Regions from separate parts of the Mus musculus genome. Here region 1 is linked to region 2. The links are chromatin loops, found by intact Hi-C in ENCODE. Cell type or tissue: gastrocnemius. All regions are shown on one strand.

Region 1 (2,500 bases), 48 kb after region 2:
CAAAAGCAGATACAAAGTAAAAATGTCAGACAGCAGAATGACTTCTCAGGGCCTGCATTCAGTAGTGCAGACAGATCAATCAAGCCATCAGTGACTTTTATAGGTAGCTGCATGCTTACTTTGAAAACAGGAAGCAACAGTCTCTATGTTGCATATATGAATTCCCAAAGAGAAGCTATCTAATATGCAGTACTGGCTGCTCTGTACTGATGGTACTCTTCCTAAGAAACAGATCTAAGTCTCCTAGTAAACTTTATCTTCCTAAACCTAAAAGGAGGAACTTACCCTTAGTTTATTTCATCCCACTAAATTTAGCATGTCTTTTTATTACTAAAACAGTAATATATTTTCCTTTCTTATACATAAAAAAAAATCTTGTATATACAGATGAAATTAACTGGCATTTTGAGTGTTCCACTGTTATCTACTTTGTGCTTTTGATGCTGTTTTCTGCTTGAGTGGCTGGTATAGGAGACTGAACTCAAGGCTTTATACATGCTAGACAAGTGTTCCACCACAAAGCTAAATTCCCCAAACCTGGATACATTATTCTGAAGAAGTCACACTAAGTTGCCATGCTGACCTTGAACTTGCTGTATGCCTACTTCAGCCCTCTAAGTTGCTGGGAGTGTGCTACTATGCTTGGCTTGTTTGCCCGCCCCCCTCAACTCCCCTCTTTAATTCATGTATATGAAGTGGGGGAATGGGCTAGAGAAATGGCTCACTGATTAAGAGCACTGGCTGCTCTAAGGACCTGGTCATTTCCCAGCACCTACAACATGAGTGGTTCACAGCCATCTCTAAGGCCCTCTTATGAGTCCCTCAAGGTACCAAGCAGGTAAGAGACTTACACATAAAACAAGAAAAATAAACATATCTTAAAAATATTTTTAAAATTGTATATGTATATATGTATGTGCATGTGAGTAAGAGTACTCTCAAAAGCCAGAAGAAAGCATCATATACCCTGGAGCTGGAATTAGAGGCAGTTGTGAGCCTTTCTACATGGGTACTGGAAAGTAAACTTAGACCCTATGGGAAAGCAGCAAGCTCCCTTAACTGCTTGAACTTAAGGTTAACTGGTTAACTTAAGCCCGCTTAAGTGGTTAAACTGATCCATCTCTGAACCTCTCTAATACTTCTTTTTAAAAGGAACGGTACCTACCCATATGTGACACCATAATTCCACAGGATATGGTTCAGTGTACATGTCTTGAGAACAAATAAGTAAACATGGTCTACTGGCCAATATATCTCAATAGGGCCATCATCACTGGACTTATTAGAAATACATGTAGACCTTAAAACCTAGTTAGCGTGACTCTCTTGTTGAAAAGCTACAACTCTGACTTGCTTTCAGCAATTATACTCTGTATAAGACACTAAAATATTCTCAAATAAGGTCTGAACAAGTATTTCTATAAAAATATTTTTTGAATTTAGTTACTGAATCAAAATATAACAGCCACGGAATTAGAGGACAGTTCACCACCAAAAGTAAACCCCTTATACATCGAGGTCAAAATTGCATTAGTATGAAGTGCAAACTTAAGGGTTCTTTGGAAAGTCAGTTAGAACAGGAGCTATTCCAAAGAATCTTTCTACACTGGTACACTTTCCCTTTATCTTTTTTTTTTAACCTAGTGGGTGACAGGCTCTAAGGGAGGTTAAAGCATTTAAAAATAGGTTTTGAAAAAACTTAAAGCTACATTAGTGTCCCCAAAAACTATAGCATGAACTAATAAACTATGTGCTTCTTTAAAGCTTAACACTAGCTCATTGGCACTTTGTTGGCTGAGAAGCCTATGAGAATATATGAATATGAAATAACTTGGTATTCACAAAAGCAGTAACTTTAAGAAAACAGTAAAGATTCACACAAAAAAAGGTTCTTTATAGTCATATCTCACAAAAATTTAATTGTATATTTTCACAGTAAAACAATCTTGGCTAACCACAACCAAGAAAGCTAAGTCCTGAACAAAGTGGCATCTCTTGCTGCACAGTGTAAATCCATTATTTTGCAGTTGGGAGTATATCACTGTCACCAAAACATCCTTGCTGACATTTGGTAAAATCTAGACACTGTTTTTTAAATCTCTCTTGCTATGATGAAGCCTATCTTTCAGGTGCATCCCAAGTTCAAGAAAACACTATATATATATATATATATATATATATATATATATATACATATATATATATATATTGTCCACCTGGTAAAAAAAAAACACTCTCTCTCTCTCTCTCTCTCTATATATATATATATATATATATGTGTGTGTGTGTGTGTGTGTGTGTGTGTGTGTGTGTATATACTGTCCACCTGGTAAGAAAACACTATCCACCTGGTAAGAAACGGGCTCCTTAAAAGAACTACCCACTGAGTAGCTAGGGAAAAGAGGCAAAATAACTGTGGTACTCAACCTCTGTGAGTACAGAAGAACCCAAAAGTGAGGCCATTAAGCTAGTGATATAGACTTACTAAGGTCTAAGGCTA
Region 2 (2,500 bases):
TATTCACATAGCTCTGAATAATTCTCTTGGTTCTTTGCATATATGAGCCAGAGGTTATGGTTCTTTACCACTTACTACTTCAGCTTTTGAGACAGGACCTTTCATGGAATCTGGAAGTCACACTGATGTGACTAGATTGGTGGGCCAGCAAAGCCCAGGGAGACCTTATGTCTCTACTTCCACACTACTGGGATTATAGGCATGCCCAGCTCTTTACATGAATATAGAGATCAAAACACTGGTCCATTTCCTTATCCCTCTCTTGCTTTAATTAACTGATTAATTAATTAATTTTTTTAAAATTTATTTATCTTTAAATGTCTGAGTGCTCTGTTTGCATGCACACCTAGATGCCAGAAGATGGCATCAGGTCTCTTTACAGAGCTACCATGTGGTTGCTGGGAATTGAACTCAGGATTTCTGGAAGAGTAGTCAGTGTTCTTAACTGCTAATTGATCTTACCAGCCCCCTTTCTTGCTTCTTAAAAATTTTTCCTTTATTCTTTCAGTGAGCATGAGACCAGTTCATCTGCCTAGTTATTCTCTGCGTTGATAGCTGAAAATATATTCTACATGCAGAATGTGTTACTTAGCATAGAAATAGGCATGACAAAGCAAGTACAATGGTTTGGGAGTCAAAATAGCTCAGTCTTTCATCTCAGTATACACTCAGTGGTACCTCTTCAGGCACAAATATATGACTTCCCACATCTAAGTGCTTCATCAGGGAAAGAAAAGATATAAGTAAGGCTGTGGAATCCTCTTTACTCTGCAATAAATTGGGTAAACTTTTCAAAACTAATCAGATGGTTAGCAGGCAATGAATATTGGTTCAGCATAAATAATCCTAGCTAGAAATCAATACCCAGAGTAGGCAAAAGCTAGCTTCAGGAGAAAGTCATGAACTCCCTTTCGGTAAGGTAGTCAGGAAGTAAATATATCTACATCAATGTGCTTGTGCAGGTGATTACTATGAAAGTCATGCTGTAACAGGCAAAAAGTCTCTTCAACCCACGTTATGGCAGAGGAGTCTAGCTAACCAAGAAGTGCAGGTGCTCTACACAGTGGCCATACTCTGGAGTCCGCGTCACACAACCCACACGGGGCGGAGGGCCTCACCCGGAGGGTCCCGACAGATGTAGCAGATGTACTGCTCCGGAATGCTGTCCTCCAGGAGCCCCATGCACACACTGTGCTGCCAGCATAGGCACTCTTCACACTGCAGAAAACAGAAGAGACCCATAGTGCTGGCAGAATCGGCACCCACAGACCAGACCAGGACAGGCAAGGCAAGGACTCACATTGTCACTTTTTAACTAGCTGGCCTGCCATCCTGTCCTGCTAATTCAAGTTCTATGTGCCACAAGAAAAAGTCATGTTTAAGATGAATTTCATCACTGAAATGTTCAACTATTTCAAGAACTTCTTTATATCAGATCTATTAAAATATGCTTTAATAAATTATAAAAACACTGAAACAAATCTGTAGAATGTCAATGCAAGGACACTTAAATAGTCATGTGGTAAAGCTCTAAATCCATAGCACCTTTATTTGAGAACACCACTGACAAAGAGAAATAGGTGGTTACTTTTTAAATCTTGTAATCAATATCTCCTAATTTTTCTACATATTGACACAACTGTGGGCTATGCTTCCTTGATTTCTTAGAGACACTTATAAGCAGAGGTTGCTAACCCTTGTAACAAAGTTCTCTTTCTTCTTTGAGAATTCTGGAAATTTGGGTTCGAATTCCACGCCCCAAAGGGTAAATATATATTGCTGAATTATTAACTGTCAGTAAAAAAACATGCTGTAGCCAACTCTACACTGTGGAGGAAGACCCACCTTCAGGGCCTTTGAACATTTCAACACGAAGGCCTCAATCTGTTAACAGATAACCTAAACTGACCAGTGATATTCACAAGCCAAGTGTCTACTTGACTCAACGCAGAGATTTCCTAGCCAGTACTGCTAGAATGGAAAGCAGGGCAATGTGTTAGACACTACCTTTTGAGGGATGGCTAATGAAAAAGAAAAGCTCTCTGGCCCATCTGCTAACACCCACAGTGATCCAGAACTGCAGGGCAGAGGTTGGTTAAGTACCTGGATCATGAAGCCATTCTCCTCATCCAGTTCACAGATACAGCGTACAATCTCATTAAGAGCATCGTCTTCATCCTGAGACTCCTCAAAATTAGTTGAATCAAAGTCTTGGTTGTACTCATCCCCACTCAGAAGCAGGCTCTCTGTGGAAGAGTCATCCAGGAATTCCACATCTGACAAATCTGGAACACATAAAAGTGCACACCATTTCGATTATGTCCTGTATCACAAAGCAGCTATTGGAAGGGAGTATAAGCATTTCAGCAGAGCAAACCCATGCAAACTGAGTACCTGCCTCTAGAACAAAAACAGAACAAAAAACAAACAAACAAAAACATTTAAATGTTTTGTAGTTTCCATACACTGATGAAAGTAATACTGAGTAGCCATCGTTTTT

Evidence for each region. Peaks named below come from ENCODE experiments on the same cell type or tissue, not always from the same donor. Only the 100,000 strongest peaks of a DNase experiment are listed, where the experiment ranks them.
Region 1: a loop joins it to region 2, with 3.0 times the contacts of the local background. A loop is called at or near these places in 7 of 42 quality-filtered maps.

The regions. Positions count from the first base shown.
Region 1 is chr15:66,581,219-66,583,718 of GRCm38, reverse strand. The region is part of intron 2 of Phf20l1 (PHD finger protein 20-like 1); the gene reads right to left. Among named protein-coding and RNA genes, the nearest start is that of Phf20l1, 4.9 kb to the right of the region's middle. In gastrocnemius, no CTCF peak of the experiment used is centred here; no DNase peak of the experiment used is centred here.
Region 2 is chr15:66,629,585-66,632,084 of GRCm38, reverse strand. It overlaps Phf20l1 (PHD finger protein 20-like 1), which reads right to left. Exons shown (of 21, transcript NM_001081409.1): 16 at 2,104-2,285; 17 at 1,119-1,218. Among named protein-coding and RNA genes, the nearest start is that of Tg, 40 kb to the left of the region's middle. In gastrocnemius, no CTCF peak of the experiment used is centred here; a DNase peak (open chromatin) is centred at 1,124.